Linked DNA regions of Homo sapiens: region 2 is linked to region 1. The links are chromatin loops, found by intact Hi-C in ENCODE. Cell type or tissue: ascending aorta. All regions are shown on one strand. Each heading gives the region's core, and the rest is flanking DNA. Links, peaks and the distances in the headings are about the cores only.

Evidence for each region. Hi-C counts contacts between places; a loop is a spot of excess contacts. Peaks named below come from ENCODE experiments on the same cell type or tissue, not always from the same donor. Only the 100,000 strongest peaks of a DNase experiment are listed, where the experiment ranks them.
Region 2: a loop joins it to region 1, with 2.9 times the contacts of the local background. A loop is called at or near these places in 67 of 110 quality-filtered maps.

Annotation. Positions count from the first base shown.
Region 1 is chr21:34,334,104-34,339,847 of GRCh38, reverse strand. No RefSeq gene overlaps it. Among named protein-coding and RNA genes, the nearest start is that of KCNE2, 27 kb to the left of the region's middle. RefSeq lists an enhancer at 1,360-5,271. In ascending aorta, for the core only: no CTCF peak of the experiment used is centred there; a DNase peak (open chromatin) is centred at 2,774; H3K27ac peaks cover 3,352 bases.
Region 2 is chr21:33,932,368-33,938,111 of GRCh38, reverse strand. The region is part of intron 1 of LINC00649 (long intergenic non-protein coding RNA 649); the gene reads right to left. Among named protein-coding and RNA genes, the nearest start is that of LINC00649, 4.1 kb to the right of the region's middle. In ascending aorta, for the core only: no CTCF peak of the experiment used is centred there; no DNase peak of the experiment used is centred there.

The sequences.
Region 1 (5,744 bases), core at 1,104-5,103:
GAGATGGTAACTAAACCACCTTGAAGGATGCGGGAAGCACATCGGGGTGAGATCTCTGCCTCTGATTCTCCTTAGCGCCCCACAGCAGTCTATTGCTTGGGTTGCCGGGGATAGGTGAAAGCCATGGGAGGTTGAAGGCAATACCTCAGGGGCAATTTCTCTCTGAATTAGAGGAAACATTCAAATGGCTGCCTTGAGCCCATCTCTATCATTGACCATGAAATCCCCCAACTTACTGCCGAAATGTACAGGGTCTACATTTGCAACCCCACCTGCCAGTACTGCAGGCTCACGAGAAGGTATATTCCCCTCCCTAGCTCTTTGAAGCTAATTCTCCCACCTTTGCTCATAATTCCCTATCCCTCCATATTCAAGAACTGGACTTTAATCCCAGGAAGAGCACAAAGCAGAGAAGATGCCCCGCTCTGATCTGCAGAGAAGTGGCTGCTCACTTGGTTTGTTGCTGCTGGCTCTGAAAAGCAGAAACATCTGTGCCGTCCACTGCTCGATGAACATTCATGCCCTCAACTGCCTGTCTGTGGCCTGCAAAATCGCAGGCATGCAGAGATCTGTGTGATGAGGGGGAGAGGGACCAAATCTGCATCCCAGGGAGCCCCCCCATGGAGGGAAAAGAGGCTTGAAAAACAAGTAAAAAAGAATGCTCAAGAAGATACCATTTAAGTCTGAGAAAAAGACTTGGAGCTAAAAGAAAACCTTCTTCTTTTTTTTTTTAAATTTTAAAAAACTCAGAAAATGGACTGAAAAGAGGAGGATCACTGTTGGGCAGTGAATTTGAGGTTTAGAGGATCAAGTAGAGGAAGGAGTTCACGACATAAAAACACAAAGAGGTGGAACCCAGGAGGGAATGGTAAGAGACTTAAAGGACAAAACGAGAGGCATGACATACAAATAGCAAACGTTCCAGAAGGAAAGAGAGAAAGAAAGAGAGAACAGATGGAAGAGAAGTGCTATTTAAAAAATAACAGACGAAAATTTCCCTGACCTGCCAGAAGACTTTAGATTGCATATTGAAAGGCCCAAGTCCCAGACAGGGTTATTTTTTAAATGACACACACCTAGACATAACTTGGTGAAATCTCAGAATTCTAAGGAGAAAGAAAATTGTTTACCTGGGTGAGGGAGAGCGAAGGGTCGGGAGGGAAGTACAGCTTGTTCTGATTGCATCTTTGTGTTGTTCTGATGAGTACTGTGAAAATGAGTGCTCATTATTTTAAAATTTTTTAAGAAGAAATGTCATCAAAATGCCTTTCCATGATTTTCTTCTGCCAATAGCCCTCTTAGCCCAGCATCTACAGAAACTCACCACCGCGGGCCCAGTGCCTTCCCATCCTGGTCCTCTGGCTCTGCTTCCTACACCTGGGCCCGACACCTTCAGACTGAGCACCTTCAGGACAGCCAGCGCTTCCTGGGCCTCGACTTGGAGCCTGGAGCTGCGCTTGGTGTTGAAATGCAAACATGAACAAGGCTTGATTCCTGCCTTCAAGGAGCGTAGGGTCCTCAACCAGGTCACGTCTCTGGGCTTTGCTCTTTTTGCTCTTTGCTGATTCTCAGAGGCATTGATGGAACCAGAAAAATTCATGCACTTTTCCCCCATCAGCCTATCTGCCCCCTCCTCAGCTGTGAGGAAGGTGGCCTGACATTTTAAACTGTGGCTTCCATGGTGACTCCCGCATGCCACTTCCTGTGACCCAGCTGAGGTTCTTCTGCAACATGGTGGGGTCACTTGGCCTCCCCCGACCCAACCCACGTCCCTTCCCCTCTCCGTGTGCCCACCCTCCTCACATCTGTGCCCCACACCCTCGCCAGCCACACTGTAAGTGGGGATTTCTTTATTCCGAGGAACGTGTTCTATATTTGTATGCTGACTCACCTCTGGGGCTTGCTTTCCAAAGACAAGGGAAAACAGGCCCCTAAGGCAAGCTACCTTGAAGCAGGGTTGCCCAGGTGGGACAAGGGAGTGCTTGAGGTTAAGAACCAAAGAAAGAGGAGTGAAAAGAGGGAACTCCCTGGATGGGAGGGTTTCCTCCCTTCTTCTCTGGTGTCTTTCTAGAAAGGGAAGAGAGTTGGAGGTAGAGAAAGCTGTAAGAGAAGCCAGCAGGAGACGTGGCAGGCAGGAGAAGGGAGGCAACCCCATGGAAAGAGCTGCTGCCCCAGACACTGACCTGCAGTGCCAGGACCTGCCAGGGAACAGCCCGGGAGGGTTGCAAGTGATGCTCAGTAGACACTGAAATGCCACCACATGGGACAAGGTAGAGTTTCCCATCACCATATGTGGCTGAGAGCCAATGAATCTATGTGTCTGCAGGTGCTTGGCTGGACATGATGGTATCCTTCCTGGGTGCTCAGTGACTGAGTGACATCGGATACACCTATCGGATACACCTTTAGCACAGGGTAACAAACACACTCCCTGCTTGCTTGCCATCTGCCCCCAGGCCCCCTCACCACTTCAAAGCCCACCTCCGCGATTGCCCCTCCACCTCTCTGGTCAGAAACTGGCCGGGGCCTGTGGCTTGGGACTCTTCCTAACTCCAAAGCTTCTTCCCAATTCCAGAGGCTGAAAAACAAGACCATAGGCCACCTCTCCTTCCTGACCCCTGAGATACACAGCTAAGCTGGAGCAAAGGCCCCAGAGTCCCAAATGAGGAAATGTCAAGGAACCCCAGGGCAGCTCGAGGCCACGTTGCCAGCACTGGCCAAGGTCTCAGGCAGAGGATGTAAAGACGCAGGCTTTCCACGGAGAGTATCTTCAAGGATTTGCACTCCTGCCCAACTAACAAAAGCCCCAAAGTGCCAGCCCAGGGAGGGGAGGGGCAGCTTTCTGTTTAGTCTGGCAGTGACCAAACGGGCCTGCAAGAATCAGGAAGCTGCCTGGTATGGATTTCAAGGCCCCTGAGTCCTCATGTTTATCTTTAGGCTCATTTCCAGGAGCTCAGCAATGTGTCCATTTCAAAATAATAATTACAATCGCCTGTCTTCTGTATGACGCAGACTTCGGAATCCATGTCAAAGTACAGTAGAACAAAACACCCTAGCGAAAGCAATTTCACCTGATGACTCTAGCGCACAAAGGGTGGAATTTATCATCATTATCAGAAAGCATGTAAGTCCCAAACACCTCAGTTAGAACAGGATGTGAACACGTTACAGTTGAAGGAGATAATTATGGAAATGCCAGAGCAGAATATTTTACAAAATTGGATGTTTCAGCTGGATCTGGTCATCAGACAATGGAAGGACCAGCATTCAGATATTTGATTACCTCCTGATGCTGAGGACTAGTTGAATATATTTGGTTCCGGAAATGTCCCAATGAAGCAAGAGAAAAATGGGAGAAAAGGCTGTGGCTGAGGCCAAGCCGTTCTCACAGCTGCAGAAATGAAAGACAAGTCCCAGAGCACCCTCCACCCCACCCCCCAGGCCCCACGTGGCTTTGAGAGACTGCATGAAGCAGAATTTAACAACAGCCTGTGCCAGGCTTGGTGGCTCACGCCTGTAATCTCAGGACTTTGGGAGGCCGAGGTGGGTGGATCACTTGAGGTCAGGAGTTCAAGACCAGCCTGGCCAACATGGTGAAACCCTATCTGTACTAAAAATACAAAAATTAGCTGGGCATGGTGGTATGTTCCTGTAGTCCTAGCTACTTGGGAGGCTGAGGCAGGAGAATCGCTTGAACCCAGAAGGCGGAGGTTGCAGTGAACCAAGATGGCACCATTGCACTCTAGCCTGGGCAACAAAGCGAGACTCTGTCTCAAAAAAAAAATGAAAACAAACAAACAAACAAAAACACAACAGCCTGGCCAGTGAGCATAAGGCATTTGCAAAACCCCCAGGAAGACCCCTTTTGTTGGCCCATCCTACCCCTAAGGCACACCATCTCTGTCTCACTAACAATGAAAAACACCAAAGCAACCTTTCTGACCACTGGCACTGGGCACCCAGGCCCCGGGGCACCCGGTCACTTAGCTATCTGCTTTCCTGTGTCCTTATGAACAAACACCAACCTCCCAGCTTCACACTGACATTTCTGGCAGAATCAGCCTTATTATTCCACCTGAACCAACAAGAAACAAAGCCAGTCAAGACATTTGCCTATTGGCATTGCAAAGTTTTGAATGCCATCAGTCATGTGGAAAATGTTGAGCCGAGCCTGGCAGAGTCACCCAAGGCCTTCATGCAAACAACAAAAGGCTGCTGGGCACTTTGGAGCCCACGTGGAGGAGGAACCACTCATCACAAAGCCAGGCACCGGCCTCCCCTGATGGCCCTAATGAGGACCAGGTGACCATGATGAATGCGACCATGCTGTGTTTGTCAAGTCTGAGATTACTGCAAAGCCTGGAATGAATGAGTCTACAAACAAGCACATCTATCTGCCCAGAAGCTGGAAAGAATAGGATGTGGAGAAGGCGGGGGCTGGGGTGGGAGGTGTCATCAATTACTTGTGGTTCTCGGAGAGCCAAGGAATATGCTTGGAAGGACAACTTCTGAGTGCCTGGAGAAGTCTTTGGTCAGCACCCCCGGTCTTCTGGATAATATCAGAGTCTTTCAGATCATCCAAGCCAGGCCAGATGGAGGCAATATTGTGCAGTGGGCAAACTTGTCTCTGCCTTTCTCTGTCCTTCTCCTAACTCTTGCCCATCTTCCTTCTGGTCTGTCTCACACACACACAACCCCACACACAAACGCACATACACACATGCACCAACAAGAACAGTTTAGGGTCTTCCCTTCTCTCCTGCCAAACCCTGTTCCTAGGAAATGATCTGATCACAGGTCAAATGTTAATATATTTCTATTATAATGGGAGTAAATGCCATCAGATAAAGGGTTGGAATTTTCACTGTGAAAACTAAAGAATGAGCTAGGAGCAGGAGGCAAGAATCACGCTGTGTCCAACAATGCTTTGGAGGAGGGTGCTGGGAGAGTCGCTCAGCTCTACCCCTAACTTGTTGGGGGTGCCTTGGGCATTGGGCTCCTTGTCTTGGCCTCAGTTTCCTCACTGGCATAAGGAGGGGCATGACTTAGGTGACTGCAGTGTTCCTCCGTTGGTACATAAAGAGTGAAATTTATCTAAGAATTCTCAGAATGCATTTTGGTCTCAAACACCTCAGTAAGAATAGGATGTGGACCAGGTGCAGTGGCTCATACCTGTAATCCTACCACTTTGGGAGGCTGAGGAGGGAGGATTGCTTGAGGCCAGGAGTTCGAGACCAGCCCAGACAATATAGCAAGACCCCACCTCTACAAAAAATTTAAAAATTAGCTGGGCATTGTGGTGTGTGCCTGTAGTCTCAGCTACTTGGGAGGCTGAGGCTGGAGGATCGCATGAACCTAGGAGTTTGAGGCTACGGTGAGCTATGTATGATTGTACCACTGCACTCCAGCCTGGGTGACAGAGCAAGACCCTGTCTCAGGAAAAAAAAAAAAAAAAAAAAGGATGTGAAGACGTTATAGCTGAAAGAGACAATTAGGGAAATGACTAGACCATAATCTTTGCAAAATTGGGTGTTCAGAGAATGCACCTTCCTGTTTCTTGACCAGTCCATGGGCAGCAGGGCAGCAGAAGCTTCCTATGAGCTCCTGAGAAGTAACTGGGCACGTTCTTGGAGATGTGGAGATTCCATAGCTAGCCTGCTTCTCAGGCCCCAAGCGATATTGCTTTCCAGAGAGGCCAGCCTTGGAGATAGGATGGGCCCTAGGGGACAGGCCATTGTTTAAAA
Region 2 (5,744 bases), core at 962-4,961, 400 kb after region 1:
ACAGAGTGTGAACACTCAGCAGTGTATGAGCGGTTGAAGTAAGGCTGCTGGGATTGGCCAAGACTCGGCAATTGTTACAGCTGCATACTCCTCAATTAGGATTTCAATCTTGTCATAATCCTAAATTAGGGTTTCAATCTGTTTCAAAGTTAGGTTGCAGTTCGTCCACAAGGACTCAAATATGGAAGTAGGAAGTCCGGGGCCGGGCACGGTGGCTCATGCCTGTAATCCCAGCACTTTGGGAGGCTAAGGTGGGCAGTTCACTTGAAGTCAGGAGTTTGTGACCAGCCTGGCCAACATGGTGAAACCCTGTCTCTACTAAAAATATAAAAATTCGAAAAATTAGCTTAGCATGGTAGTGGACACCTGTAATCCCAGCTACTCAGGAGGCTGAGGCAGGAGAATCTCTTGAACCCAGGAGGTGAAGGCTGCAGTGAGCCAAGATCGTGCCACTGCACTCCAGCCTGGGCTACAAAGCAAGACTTCATCTCAAAAAAAAAAAAAAAAGAAGAAGTAGGGAGTCCTTTTCAGGCCATATCCATATATAGTTTGCTTTAACAGTATTTTTTAAAGACTTAAAAAACATGCCTGGGGGTGAGGTAGAGGAGAGATTCTCTTTCAAAACAGTTTTGCTACTGAGCAAAAACTAGAGTCAATTTCCCTGTCCTGTTGCCACTATCCAGATTGGCTGCAGTCCTCCCCTAGCTGTTCCCACTACAGGCCTCTGGCATCCCAAAACCCCCAGCTTTGTCTGGTTCAGTGAACACCCCAGTCCACACACTGCAGTGGAACCTCTCTTAACTGCTTTGCCCCCAAGGATGTATGTTTCAAGAGAACGCTGCCTGGCTTACAACGTGATTTGGAAATACGCTGCTGGCTGTGTTTTATGCGTTTTATCAAGTGTTTTTACCTTTGTGCTAGCTGGGACCATGAAGGGCACAGTTTTAGAAGGTTGAAGTTAAATAATGATTTCACACCAGAAAATGTTCAGCAGGGGCCCCCAAGCAGCAAGCTGCCAGGCAATGGTCAATATTCTTGAACCCTGGAGGCAGCCACACAGCCAGAATTTGCACAGTGGCCACTGGTAGAGTTTGGGGTTGGATAATATAGCAGTTAAGCCCAGGGTCTTTGGAGGCAAGCTAACTGATTGGCCATGTAGTCTTGGGCAAGATCATTCACCTCTCTAAACCTCAGTTTCCTCATCTGTAAAATGGGGATGATTTTACCTATAGGCATCCTATAGGTTTGGGGAGGATTACATGAGTAAATGAACATGAAGTGCTTAGACAGTGCTAAGTAGATGCTGCTGTTAGAATTATTATGACTTCCTGAGCTGTTGTTTTCTTACCACCCTTAAAGAAGGAAGGAAGGTGTTTGCCACATCTAACAACCTTCAAGGATGCTGGCAACTTCCCAGCTGGGTCTATTTTGATTGTCATCCCACTTAGACATGTCACATTCTAAACTAAGACATTTCAGCTGAGGGTCATGGGTCCAGGGACATTCTGGGGGAACTCAGTTGAGATTCCAGGGTGAAACCAACAAACCGGGTCTTCACATTCTGCCACTTTTCATTGTCTTTAGGCTTTGAGCAATTTAAGCCCCATTTACAGGTTCTCAGAGACCCGTGCCAGATAGCTCAGAATCACATGAGGAGCTGGTTTAAAATAGGAAATTCCTGGCCCCACCCAGGACTACTTCACAGAGCCTCTTGGGAGAGAATCTGCATTTCAACAGGCTCCTCGTTGCCTCTTCTGTGAGCTGGAGAGTAAGAACTGCAGCACTTGGGCCAAACACAGTGGCTCACGCCTGTAAACCCAGCACTTTGGGAAGTCGAGGTGGGAGAATTGCTTGAGCCCAGGAGTTCAAGACCAGCCTGGACAACATGGCAAGATCCCATCTCTACCAGAAATAAAAAAATTAACTGGATGTGGTGGTGCACACCTATGGTCCCAGATACTCGGGAGGTTGAGGTGGGAGGATCACTTGAGTCCGGGAGGTTGAGGCTGCAGTGAGCTGTGATCGCACCACCGTACTCCAGCCTGGGTGACAGAGCAGACCCTGCCTGGCTCAAAAAAAAAAGGCAAAAAGAACTGTAGCAGTTGAACTTGAGAAACTGACCTCTACAGCCCAAGGGCATAAAACCAAGTGCCAGGCTCACACAAGCACTGAAGACCCTTTTTTTTTCCTTTATGAATACAAAAAAAAGACTAAATAAAATTGAAAAATAAACTTTCAAAGGCTAACCAAAAATCATGAATGAGTAAATGAAGCAGCCACACGTATCTCGTTTCTTCTTTGCTGCTCCTCACCATGTTGTCCCTGAAGGGGAAAGCATTAATATTTATTGAGGGGATTCTTCCTCAGTACAAAAGTAACGTGAGATTAATGCTTAAAACTCCAAAACCACAGAGAAACACTAAAGAAAAGACAAACAGGCTGGGTGTGGTGGCTCATGCCTGTAATCCCAGCACTTTGGAGGCCGAGGCAGGTGGATCACTTAAGGTCAGGAGTTTGAAACCAACCTGACCAACATGGTGAAATCCCATCTTTACTAAAAATACAAAAATTAGCTGGGTGTGGCAGCAGGCACCTGTAATCCCAGCTATTTGGGAGGCTGAGGCAGGAGAATCCCTTGAACCAGGAGGTGGAGGTTGCAGTGAGCCGAGATCGTGCCACTGCACTCTAGCCTGGGCAACACAGCGAGACTCCTCTCAAAAGAAAAGAAAAGAAAGAAAAGAAAAGAAATATGAGAAATAAGGGGGATCATATATAATTGTTAGCTCCAGGGATACTTTAGAATAATGTGTTTAAAACTGTTTTGTCTGGAGACTTAATGTATAGCATGGTGACTATAGTTAATAACAATGTATAGTACACTTGAAATTTGCTAACAGAGAAGAACTTAAGTATTCTCACCATACACACACATCCAAAAGTAACTGTGGGAGGTTATGAATACGTTCATTAACTTGATTGTGGTAAGCATCTTGCAATGTTTATGTATATCAAGTCATTACATTCTGTACCTTAAATATATTCAATTTTACTTGTCAATTATGTCTCAATAAAGCAGGGGGCAATACAATTTTTTTTAATTTAGCATGCAAAAATTTTTTAAAAACATCAAAGCTGAGTCCACAGTGTTGATTTTACTTGTATAAAATATTTCTGCAAAATTTATCCTATCAAGATATTTGGTTCACTCCAGTCCCACCCTAGAAACCTGTCACACTTTCAGTTCAGGACCTACAGACCCATTGCAACCGGCCAGCTGTCTCTGCTCCCATAAGGGGAGGTCCCAAGTCATCAAAGGGGACACTGTCCCTAAGGTCAGCTGTAACCTTCCATTTGGAGTGTCTTCTTTTTATTATGAAACATAACTAAGGCTGGGCATGGTGGCTCACACCTGTAATCCCAGCACTTTGGGAGGCCAATGCGAATGGATCACCTGAGGCCAAGAGTTCGAGACCAGCCTGGCCAACATGGTGAAACCCCCGTCTCTACTAAAAATACAAAAATTAGCTGGGCATGGTGACCATGCCCGTAATCCCAGCTACTCAGGAGGCTGAGGCACCAGAATTGGATGAATCCAGGAGTTGGAGGTTGCAGTGAACCAAGATCATGTCACTACACTCCAGCCTGGGCAACAGAGCGAGACTCTGTCTTAAAAAAAAAAAAAAAAAAAGACAAACAGAAATCATTGCTCAGAAGCCAACACTGTCAACAGTTTTTGAGGTTCTTTCTGGCCTTTTATATAATGTGTATAAATACACAATTATTTAACAAAAACCTCATTTATACACAGGCTACTCTTTCTTGAATTTGAGCCTGCTCTTTTAAAAAAAAAAAAACTTAGCAAGGCATTATGAATATTGTCTCAGGTCAACAAATTCTTTTTCACCATAGTTTTAAACAGCAGCATAGCGTTCCACCATAGATATGCTGGGATATTTAATCCCTGTTCAATCACTGAATATTCAAGCTCAACAATTAATTAAAAATAAAATAAGGCCAGGGGTGGTGGCTCAAGCCTGTAATCCCAGCATTTTGGGAGGCCGAGGTGGGTGGATCACCTGAGGTCAGGAATTAGAGACCAGCCTGGCCAACGTGGTGAAATCCTGTCTCTACTAAAAATACAAAAATTAGCTGGTGCGGTGGTGCATGCCTGTAATCCTGGCTACTCAGGAAGCTGAGGCAGGAGAATCGCTTGAACCTGGGAGGCGGAGGTTGCAGTGAGTTGAGATCGTGCCACTGCACCCCAGCTTGGGTGACAGAGTGAGACTCCGTCTCGAAAAAATAAAATAAAATAAAATAAGGCAGATTCTAATTCATAGGCCTTTGGTGGACATCTGTCATTTTTTAAGCTCTACAGTTGACTTCAATCAGTAGCCAGGATTGATGGCTACCATGAAAGACTACTTCTAGAATATTCTCAGGAAACCTTTAGAATTGGAACACAAATAAGGAAAATTTCCAGGCCCTGAGGACATCAGCAAATCTGGATTATATAAACCCCATTAATTCCAGGGTGAGCAGTGCTGTCACACATCACAAAAGGAAAGACTACTACTCCTTTTGTCCTTGTCACAAATGGACTGACTTGATCCAATGTCCCTAAGATGGTGCCAACTTCATTTCTGATGAACAGCCACTTTGAGAACTGTACTGTGAGGCTCTGCCAACTGGAATGACTTGTTTTTATCATTTTTTTTCTCTCTCTTTCATTGCTTCATTTAATTGCCAAGCTATGACTGGAGTTTGCTGTGTCTTTGGGGCTCAGGTGTACAAGGAATTCCCACAAATTAAAAAATATATTCAAGAAAGCTCAGAGTTTATGAAATTATATGCAACTTAGCTTGATGTTAGTCTAATGCCCATCTCAGTGTCTTCTTGAATGTATAACAAAGAAAAGGTGATTTTTAAAAGTTAAAATTGGTTCAGGCCAAGCATGATGGCTTACATTTATAATCCCAGCACTTTGGGAGGCTGAGGCAGGTAAATCGCTTGAGCTCACGAGTTCAAGACCAGCCTTGCCAATATGATGAAACCTCATCTCTACAAAAAATACAAAAAGTAGCCGAGTGTGATGATGTGCGCCTGTGGTCCCAGCTACTTGAGAGGCTCAGGTGGGAGGATGGCTTGAGCCCAGGTGGCAGAGGTTGCAGTGAGCCGAGATTGCATCACTGCACTCCATCCTGGGTGAAAGCCTTGTCCCAAAAAAAAGAAAAAAGTTAAAATTGATTCAAAGGGAGTTGGTGACAGCTCCTTATAGGGTCAGTCTTGGTTGCTTCTCTATTCCCTACAATTTCTATCATGATCTCAAATAGGCCACTCATATTTGTTTAAAGAGTTCATGCCTGCAATGAATGAATGAATAAAGATGGCTTTCTATCCCATTTCAAGCCATACAATATAGATGATCTGAATTACTCTGCTGTCCTGCAGATTTGGCCTTGGTTCCCAAAGACCACCCCACTAATAGCCCCCTGATTGCTTAAAAACTCAAAATAGCCAGTGCTTTTATCCAGCCCTACAATTCTATCCACAGAACCATAAGCCCGTAGAAATATGCTACCAGCCCAGCCTCCCCCAAGGAGGTGTCCTGCAAAATGAAAAGTATGGCATTCTTTACCACTTTCGGGTCAAGGGGCCATCTCCAAGGTCACACTAATTCATCTGCTACAGACACTGTGGCTGCCTTTAAACCTTGAGCTAGAAAAAGCCTCCTTTATTCTCCAGTC